Linked DNA regions of Homo sapiens: region 1 is linked to region 2. The links are chromatin loops, found by intact Hi-C in ENCODE. Cell type or tissue: endothelial cell of umbilical vein. All regions are shown on one strand. Each heading gives the region's core, and the rest is flanking DNA. Links, peaks and the distances in the headings are about the cores only.

Evidence for each region. Peaks named below come from ENCODE experiments on the same cell type or tissue, not always from the same donor. Only the 100,000 strongest peaks of a DNase experiment are listed, where the experiment ranks them.
Region 1: a loop joins it to region 2, with 6 times the contacts of the local background. A loop is called at or near these places in 5 of 110 quality-filtered maps.

Annotation. Positions count from the first base shown.
Region 1 is chr1:67,672,292-67,677,674 of GRCh38, reverse strand. No RefSeq gene overlaps it. Among named protein-coding and RNA genes, the nearest start is that of GADD45A, 10 kb to the left of the region's middle. In endothelial cell of umbilical vein, for the core only: no CTCF peak of the experiment used is centred there; a DNase peak (open chromatin) is centred at 2,854; H3K27ac peaks cover 1,703 bases.
Region 2 is chr1:67,588,440-67,593,822 of GRCh38, reverse strand. It overlaps LOC105378780 (a long non-coding RNA gene), which reads right to left. Exons shown (of 4, transcript XR_947474.4): 4 at 3,426-3,575. Among named protein-coding and RNA genes, the nearest start is that of LINC01702, 69 kb to the right of the region's middle. In endothelial cell of umbilical vein, for the core only: no CTCF peak of the experiment used is centred there; a DNase peak (open chromatin) is centred at 3,282; H3K27ac peaks cover 1,187 bases.

The DNA of each region.
Region 1 (5,383 bases), core at 276-5,275, 84 kb before region 2:
CCGGATAGCAGTGGGGGTGAAGGGCAGGGATTGGCAAGTTTAGGCTCCCCCTCACTCCCCTCCTGCAATACACCCCATAGCCTCTGAGCCATGCATATTGGTCACAATGGGAAATGTCTGGTTCCCTAAGACCCTTCCAGCTCTAACATTTTTTACTTAATAATTTTATTATTCTATAATTACTCTATATTTTTCGCAGTCACTGAGAAACCTCAAATACCTTACCTTACCACAAAAAAAGTTATTTTTCTGGGCCTTAAAAATTCAATCACCAGATAATGTGTCTAAAGAATTTAAAAAACATTCATGTTCCTCTGCTTTGATATCAATTTTCAAACATTTCAATCTGTTTCCATAGGTCAGTTGAAGTTATGTTACAACTTGCCTTATTAACCTTAATTTATTGTCTGGTTACCAAATGCTATGGAGTATGATTTGGCACTGTGTCTTAATAAACAGGTCACACCTGGGAGCTAGTGAGACCTCTCCCATCTGAGAAGAAGGAGCTACAACAGATGGTAAAACGACTGAAAACCAGGTGGGGTCACTGTTTAATGACCATCTGAATTAAGTTTGGTTAATTTGGCGTGTCCCTAATTATCCCTAGCAACTGGACCCTCTACTCCATTTTATAAGTTTGGATTTATATCTTTTATGTAAACTATCAAAACAAGTCCATCTGTGATCCTGAAGCTGTATTTGCCTTAAATCTAACCACAGGGGAAATCCTAATTTATTTGGTTCTAGCTATGAGGAGTCCTTAAACACTGGGTTTTTACAGTGCTCTGCAATTTACTTTTTCTCAGGTTGTCACCTATGATATGAGCATTGCCCTTCATTCTTCTCCAAGTTTAATGAAAAGACACTTAGCATAATTTCCAAAACTCAGACATGTCAAAACTTCAACCTATGTGCATCCCTTTAGAAGATTTTCTCATGAAATCTGTGTGCAGCAGTGAGTTGGCTTCCAGAGATGTTTAGAAAATTCAGAAGTTATGCTGTCCTCAACACTATAATAGATTCAAGGCCTGCCAGCTCCTTTAAAGACACTTCCTCCCCTACCCCCACCAGACCTTATTTTAGTTTGTTTATTTGTTTTTGTTTGTTTGTTTTAGGCAGGGTCTCCCTCTGTCACCCAGGCTGGAGTGCAGTGGCGCAATCTCAGTTCACTGCAGCCTCCAACTCCCAGGCTCAAGTGATCCTCCCCTAGGCTTTATTTATTAGTAAGAATATTAATTTGTGCTGGGATGGTGGCTTGCGACTATAATCCCAGCTACTCAGGGGGCTGAGGAGGGAGGATCACTTGAGACCATGACATCATGTAAACCAGGAGTCCAAGACCAGCCTGGGCAACACAGTGAGACCTCCATCTCTAAAAAAATTAAAATAAATTTTTAAAATATAAAAAGAAGAAAAAATACTAATTTGCTAAATGCTTATCATGCTTAGCACTATGGTAAATTTTTATTTACATGATGTCACTAAGCCCTCACAACAATCTATGAGATAGATACTATTATCTTCATTTTATTGCTAAGTAAGCTGTAGCCTACTGGAGAGGTTAAACTAGTTACTAACTCAAAAGACCCCTAGCTAAATGGCCAGGGCAAGATGCAAATGCACATCTGTGGGACTGCAAATCTCACATTCTTAACCACATATTATGCTTCTCTAGAACAGCTGTGGTTCACGTGGCATCAGAGTGTAGTGTTCAGAATGCAGACTCTGGAATCAGGCTTGGGCAAGCCATCTAAGCTCTTTTGCCTCTTTTCTGACAAACGCTGTCTCTTAAACTTATGATGAAAATCAAATGAGACAAAATACACACAGCACTTAGAGTACACTGCATGTAGCAGGACACCATGAATATTAATTAGATGGCACCCATTTTCCAATGTCCTTTCTAATTTTCTTTGTTCTTAATTCCTTCATCTAAGTAAAATATTGTATTTATTTCCATTTTCTCTAACATTTGAGGCATCATTGCTAACAGCAAAAGTACTGACTGGACTTCCTGGTCCGTCCTTACTGCTGTGAAAATTCCCCTGAATTTTGATGGCAGCCACAGGTAGATCCAATATACATGTTCCCTTTCTAACTATAGATGAACCGAGGTTCCCCCATCAGTGCATTTTAGATCTTTAGGCCGTTTTTTGTTTTTGTTTTTGTTTCCTTGTTTGTTTGAGATAGGGTCTTGCTCTGTCGCCCAGGCTGGAGTGCAGTGGCATGAACTCGGCTCACTGCAACCTCGGTTCACTGCAACCTCTGCCTCCCGGGCTCAAGTGATTCTCGTGCCTCAGCCTCCAGAGTAGCTGAGACTGCAGGCCTGCGCCACCATGCCTGGCTAATTTTTGCATTTTTAGTAGAGATGCAGTTTCACCATGTTGACCAGGCTGGTCTTGAATTCCTGGCCTCAAGTAATCCACCCATTTCAGCCTCCCAAAGTGCTAGGATTAGAGATGTGAGCCACCACAACCAGCCTTTTTAGGCAGTTTTGATAATGTGAATCATGTGTTTCTGTGCATGCTAAGGAACAGGCTTGATGTTATTCAAACACTTCTCGTGTGCGTGTTTTTTAATACAGAACAATGAGTTTCTCAAGTTCACTGTAAAATACTCATGTTTTCTTTTATCCTCTGAGAGCTTCCTGTATTTGTGAGCTCCTTTCAAATCAGCAACTGCAGCCTCGACATCTGGATCCTCCCTGGTGTGGGGAACATAAATTAACTGGTAGCACCCTGTAAATGTTATGGGCAGGAGGAGTTCAGGGAGTGCACAGAGGCAGGCCAGGGTGCTTTCAGTATGTGGCAGCTGGTCCCGATGTAGTGCCTCAGAACTGGGTTTAGCTGACGTCAGATAACACTGATGTGCACCAGATTGACTTGTAGTACCAGGAAAGCTGACCCCTCCCACTTCCCCTACTGCCCCTCTGCTTGCCAGGATGCTGGAGACCATTATGAACTCACAGTTGTCATTTGATCTCCATCTGGCTGCTGTCACTAAAGCTGCCTTTTATCATTTGCCAAAAAGTGTAAAGCAAAAGACATTTCCCTTTCTCACAAATCTTTGCTTCTAGTCCTTGCTCTTCTCATTTTCTGGGTAGTTCCAAGTAATTCTCCTTCTGTCTGAGTCTATGTAGCACCATCAGGAAACCAGCAAAGGACTCACTAGAATATTTACCCATATGCCATCTTCTTGGTGAACTAGATTTAGCAATGGATTTTTTAGGAAGTGTTAGAGGTGGGCTGTGGCTTTGCTGACTTCAAATATTATGTCTTAAGTTTGATGTGGTTTGAACTGCTGATATAAATGTGAGATTTGCGTGTATGAGCTCATATTGTGATAAATTTTATGAGGATGTAGATCACAACAGTCTAGCCATACAATTATGTGGGTCCCTGTATTAAATTAGAATCTACCCAAATTAAACAATGAATATAATAGCAACATGCCATAAATTGGATCTTCTAACAGCTTAGTAATATGAGGGGAATAGAAGAATAAATTCTGAGGTGATACTTGTTGTACTTAGTCACTAAGAACACTAGAATGTTAGTTGAAGCTGATCATAAATCCGGTACCAGCTTAAAAATTTACTGTTAGTGATCATCTAGCAGTTAAGATTTAGCAACATTAGCAAAAGATCATTCTTTGTCAAGAAAACTCTTTAGGGATGACATTTGATATTCAACAAGTGTTGATGGTAATGATGATGGAATATTGTACACTCCAAAAGTTTTGGAAACAAATTTAGGATTCTGATTTTTATGCAGTTTAGCAAATTAATTCTTCAAGAGGTAATTACAAAGAACCTTTTATGTATGTTCTCAGTATACTGTTTATAAAGAAATTAGAAGGCACTACACTCTATATGAATCCATAGTGTGTATGTATGTGTGTGCAAAAAAAAGTGTGGATGGATATACCTCAAAATGTAAGCAATGTTCCTTTATTGTCCATCCTTCCTTCCTTGCTTCCTTCCTTCCTTGCTTCCTTCCTTCCTTCTCTCCTTCCTTCCTTTCTTTCTTTCTTTCTTTTTCTTTCTTTCTTTGTTTCTTTGTTTCTTTGTTTCTTTGTTTCTTTGTTTCTTTCTTTCTTTCTTTCTTTCTTCCTTCCTTCCTTTCTTCCTTCCTTCCTTCCTTTCTTCCTTCCTTTCTTCTTTTCTTCTTTTCTTTTCTTTTTTGACAAGGTCTTTCTCTGTCACCCAGGCTGGAGTGCAGTGGCCCAATCATGATGTGTATGAGCTCATACTGCAACCTTGACCTCCCAGGATCAAGCAATCCTCCTACTGAGTAGCTGAGACTATAGGCACACACTTAGCTAATTATGTTTTTTAGAGATGGGGTCTCACTATGTTGCCCAGGCTGGTTTCAAACTCCTGGATTCAAGCAATCCTCCCACCTTGGCCTCCCAAAGTGCTGGGATTACAGGAAGAGCCTCCGCACCTAGCCTCAGTGTTCTTCTTTGAGTGATGAGATTACTGGTGATTTTTATTTTCTTATTTTGCCTACTTTTATTTGGTGATGTTTTATATAATAAGTGTGTGTTACTTTAAATATATTTTTAATTGAGTAATATTTATCTTCAGTGAAACACACAGATCATAAATGTACAATCTGATGAGTTTTGATAAATGTATATTCTTGTGTTACCCAATCAAGATATAAAGCCCAATCAGGACATAACCCTATTAGTGATATATCCCCAATCAAGATATATAAAGTTTACATTACTTCAGAGAGTTCCATTCTTTCAGTCTCTTAAAAGAAGCTTCTGTGTAGATTAAGATAGGACACATACACACAAAAATTGAAACAGTTCTCTGCCTTCAAGGATCTTACCTTTTTGGTGAAGAAATGAGAAAAATAATAGAGAGCTTAGCACGGAGCATTTAAGGGTTAAATTATGTAGCTCAAAAGAACTCAGAGAAGAGCCAGATAATCAGGTAAGATTTTAAAAGAGCTTAGATCTGTTATTTCATTCCAGTAGAAAAGGTGAAAAGTTTACTAGACTATAAGCTCTAAAAGGTCAAGTACTATGTTTATCTTGTTCACTGTATTCTAAGTGTCTTACACATTGCCTGGCAGAGGATACTGACTCACTAAATATTTGTGGACTGATTAAAAGGGTATTATTTATTCAATTACTCTGTCAACAAATATTTATTTACTCTTCCAGTAAATATTTGTTAAGCTCCTACTGTGTGCCATGGATTGTGCTAAGCCCAGGAGGGAGATATGATGGTAAAATGATAGACATTGTTCCTAACCTCATGGACTTTACAATTGTATCTTGGTGGAAGACTGATACTGTATTAAAAGTGTTTTAGAGACAGATAGAATGGAACTGTGAGGGATTAAAGAGGAAGGCATGTGGTGAGCCT
Region 2 (5,383 bases), core at 253-5,252:
TCCATTTATTCTATCATTTGACAAACTATAGAGTCTCTGAGTTGAGAGGGATTGTGAAGGTTGTCTATTCTTGGGTATCTTTTCTGTAGCAGATCTGATAACATTTTGACAAGTATTTACGAATACCTACTGTGTGCTGGGAAGAATGGTAGGCCCTGAGAAGTGTGGTGAATAAGCTGGAAGGTTGCATCCAACAAGGGCACAGTGGTATTATGGGGGAACAGGCAGCTACAGGAGTGCAGTGGTGGAGCCTGAGACCCCTCTAGGAGGCCAAGGAAAACTCTGCAGGAAGGGATGTCTCAGGTGACCCTTGAGTAGGTGGGTAGAGGGAGGAGTGGAGTGGGGGCTGCAAAAATGGCATGAGTATTCCCTGCTAAGAGGATGGCCTGTGAAAGGAATGACTATTACAACTAACCCACATGACAGATAGGCAGATCTAAGTGCTTTTGCAAGTATACCACTCTCTAATGTAGGTCCTATTATTTACCCCATCTTGCAAATGAAAAAACTCAGATTCAGAGTAATCAGATACCTTGCCCCAGGTCATATAGTGAGAAAGTGATAAAGCCAGGTTTCAAACCCAGATTGTTTGGAACCAGAATCACTGTGCTTAACCACTATGCTGTATTGCCTGAAATACCAAGCGAGCAACAAAAACTTGCAATTGGGTTCATTTCAATGCTGTGGCAGACTTAGAAGTGAGGCTGGGGAGGCAGAAAGGGCCAGACCATGCTTGACTTTGTTGATAGTGCTGAGGGTCTGAACTTGATCCAAAGAGCAATGAGAAGCTAGTAAAGGGTTGCAATCAGAGAAGTGAAATAAACTGATGTCATTAAACTTCCTGCTACAAAACCAGATTCTTATGAGATCATCAGCACTAATCCCACCATGTCCCACCTCCCTGTTCACCTCAGTCACCTCCAGAAGGTCAAGTTCCCATCCCAAGTCATCTGGCATCACCCCAACCCTTAGCCCCATGGTGGCTCTGCACATCTGGTAATCTGAACCAATCTCCCCCACACTGTCCAGCCTCTCAGCAGCCTCCTCTTCTCTATTCTTAATCCCTTCTCAGAATGTTTCCCTCACCGCTTACCCCGTCTAGTGCCTGATTTGTCCTAAAACTTCCATTGCAGCTACTTAACAGCAGGTTGGCTTTTTTTTTCTTCTCATACCCTCCCCATGTATCTGGAGATGGGACAGGTGTGCGCCTGGCCTCCGATTGCCACTTCTAAGCCATTCGTTCCCTTCTTCAACCCCTCTTCCTTTGAAGTATATGTCATCGGACTTTGCGCCTCTGAGTTGCTGCCATCTCCTGCCCACCCTGTCTCACTCCTTTCATGAATGACTTTACCATCGTCTCATTTCTTTCAATTGCCACCATTCTTGGTTGCTTCAAAATTCAGTTGGCTTATCCATCCAATATCTCAGCTGCTTGTTCTTCAGCCAGCTCATACTGATGCCCTTTTCCCCCACCCACCTAGCTATCTTCTTCCTTGGTCATGCCCTTCCATATTGCAAGCCACACTAAATGCACCACCACTGAAATTGCAACCTCAAGTATACCAGCCTCTACTCCCAGCTCACTTTTGCTGGTCCTCCAGTGCAATATGTATGCAGATCTCATAGAGATCTTTGATTATTATTAGCGCTACCACTTTTTCATCAGACACCTCACTCTCAACCCAGCTTAGAGTCATGATTCTTTCTTACAACCACTGCCCTGCAAACTCTGTCCAACAACCTCACATGTCAAGCTCCAGCTTTCCAGCTATCATGCTTGCACCCAAGCAGCTGCATGTTTTTGCAGAATCCACTGATCATGATGATGGGATTCCTTTGACATATATGGACACAAATCTCAAGCCACTGATGGACAAACACTTTCTCAGTATCTCCACTTCCAAAACTCTTCACACCCTCTGTCTTCTCAAACTTCCTGTATCTTCTCTCCTTTCCTCACTTGCAGCTGATGGCCTTCACCTGCAGTTCACTGAGAAAAAGAGAAACAACCACCTAGAAACCACCTCATCTTCTTAGTAACAAAACTTCCAACTTAACTGGCCTGTGCCCACATGCTGGGCCTTTCCTCCTGTTTCTACAGAGGGCACATCCCTGTTCCCCTCTCAGGCCAGCTCGTTTCTCCCATCTTGCCTTCCCCTGGAGAGCACTTCTCTAAGAGTCTCCTCTCTGTCCTGCAGCACTGTTTTCCTTTCTACTGATTCACTCCACTTCCACTTGCCCTCCCTCTCCCTCCACAGAGGGTCAAGAATCCAAAGCCGATGATTTTCCCGTGGAATTGTGTGGGAACTTGTCAGATCTGCTGCAGAAAAAAAGATACCCAAGGATAGATGATCTACATAATCCCTCCCAACTCTGAGCATCTATAGCTTCTGCCTTTATTCTCATGGGCCAATAGTAGTTAGAGTTAGACATTCCTTCATCTTCCTCTACTTTTTTTTTTTTTTTTTTTTTTTTGAGACGGAGTGTCGCTCCATCACCAGGCTGGAGTGCAATAGTGGGATTTCGGCTCAGGCTTGATAGCAGAGGCTTGAACCTCCGCCTCCCGGGTTCAAGCAATTCTCCTGCCTCAGCCTCTCGAGTAGCTGAGACAACAGGCGTGCGCCACCATGCCTGGCTAACTTTTGTATTTTTAGTAGAGATGGGGTTTCGCCATGTTGACCAGGCTGATCTCAAACTCCTGACTTCAGGTGGTCCACCCGCCTCTGCCTTCCAAAGTGCTGGGATTACAGGTGTGAGCCACCATGCCCAGCCCATCTCCCTTCACTTCTGAGTGGAGGTCCCACTCACTTGGCCATGGCATTATGGTGAGGTAGTTTGCTGTGATGCTCATTAATGTGAAAGCCAGCTGGGTTTGGCCACCACTCCTACACTGTCTTGGGTGAGTGTGGGCAAGTTCTTTTATCTCCTGAGCCTTCATTTCCTTTATCTATAAAATAGGGATAATAATAAGATTTACCCTCATAGATGGTAAGGATGGAAAAGGTTAAAACACATAGCGTGCCTATCTTCATGCCCATAGAACCAGAAAAATATTAAGAGATGCCTCCCCTAAGTGGTGGTTAAAGTTATTATTCCCTCCTGTGAGCCCCTGGGTGAACAGTGCATTGTTTAAGGACCTAGGGCAGTTGTGTTTGTGCAGAATTCACTTCCTACCATGAGGCCTGTTGGATTTGTAATGGGCAGATTAGAATTTGTGAAAGTATGCAAGAGCCAGGATGTGAGAGGGCTGGATCCCTGGGCAGAACACATAATGAGGCAAACAAGTTATGCTGTTCCTGTTTTTGAGTTGCAGGGAAAGACCAAGGGCTATTTTTAGCTTGGAAGGTTTGGGTTCTGGGAGGGCGCTGCAGCCGTGTTTGTCACATTACGTTTTAACATAATACAGAGTCACCCCACTAAAGGGATCTGTTTCAGGTTGTTTTTATTAATCCAAGTGCCTTTTTTTCAAATTGAGATGTCCAGACTTAATGGGCAGCAAGCAAACAGTACCCAAGAAGCAGATTTAACCTAATAAAAAATAAATCCTTTGTTCTGTCAAGTTTCCATGAGGTATCCTAAAAACAGGAAAAAAAAAGTCATAAATATAGCATTGCCTTCACTTGAGTAAGTTGTTCTTTAGGGAAAAAATATTTTGTGATTATACTATTGTGTGTCTCACAAAAATAAACATTGGAAGTGTATGTTGTGGTTTAAGAATGAAGGCGAGACCTTCCCAAGGAAATTTTTTGAGCCATTTCAGGTGCAGGCAGATGTCTATCTGTCTTCTAAGATGACAACAAGCACAAAACTGTGGGGGAGGGGGCGCCTGGGGCAGTGGGAGATAATTACAGCAGGTACAGATAATTTGGGCTTGGCAGGTTAAAAACAAAATGTTGGGATTTTTATTCCGTTAGGATGGAACAAACAATGTCCTCCAAAATCAGACCCAACACATTCACTCAAGAAACCTTAGTTGAGCGCCTAGGACAGCCTGCTACTAGAGATACAAAAGGGAACAGATAGGATTGGTCCTTGCCTTAAGAGAGCTCATGGCTCAACAGAGAAGATAGATAAGAAAACAGTGTGACGGAAGCTCTGACCCAAGACATATCCTACTAGACCAACTCGACAACTTCCTAACTGCTTAATAATCCTAAACTTCAATTGCTTCATCTCTGACATAAGGCTAAGAATTCCTATTAAAGATCGTAGGTTAAACATGTGCCATGGGCTCAAAACAAACAAAACCCTCCTTTGTCCTCTTTCTTACGCTCCAAAATGAAAAGATTCCAAGAAAGAAGAAAGCATGGGACCCAGAAGTAAGGCACTCCAACCTAGGAGAGAGGCCCAGGGAAGGCCCAAGACAATGGTGCAGAGATCCTGGGGTGACAGCCGAGCACCCAGCATAGGGGCCACCTGTCTAGACCCAAGCTAGTTAGAAGGCCCCCAGAGAGATTGCCTCAAAAAGTTGAAATTGATAGAATACCAAATATATGTGGAAATGTTGGGAAAGTATTTCTGTCACAGTGGACAGGTTTGAGGCTTACTTAGAGATAAGTACACAGAAAATGAAGCCACTTTATTTATTTATTTATTTTTCTGAGACAGGGTCTTGTTCTGTTGCCCAGGCTGGAGTGTGGTGGCAAGATCACAGCCCACCGCAGCCTTGAATTCCTGGGCTCAAGGTATCCTCCCACCTCAACTTCTTGAATAGCCAGGACTACAGGTGCGCACCACCATGTCTGGCTAGTTTTTGTTGTTGTCGTATGCTGCCCAGGCTAGTCTGGAACTCCTGGACTCAAGCAGTCCCCCCACCGAAGTGCTGGGATTAGAGGCATGAGCCAAACTTTAAAAATAAGAAAATAATTCCAAAGAAAACAAGCAAAATAATGTGTGAGAAAAGTAACAAGTCTAGCGTACTAGATGACCAGCTATAAAAATACTGCTCTGGCTGAAATCGAGTTACATCTATATTAGATAGAAGAGGGGGAAAGCGTATTTGTATGTTGCACATGGTGCAGGCCGCTGATGGCAGAGCTAAATCCTCATCTTTCATGGTGCAAAGCCAAAAGATAATGCCTAAACTGAGAAATCTCAAAGTAGCAATATAAGCATGATACGAGGTGAATAACAAAATGAATCAGCAAAAATATTGGAGGTGGTTGTCTCTGGACCATGGGAAACTGCGCTGCGGAGATTTGGGGAAGCTGTGGGGAACGGGGAAGTAATCACTGACATTTGAACCAAAGTATGTAGAACTTTTTGGCTCTTTAACTACATGCACATATAATTTAGATGATCATAGCACCGAATTTGAAATAATAGCTATAAAAGAACACGGAGTGCTGGAATTCTTGCTGTGTTTATTAACAAACATAAAAGT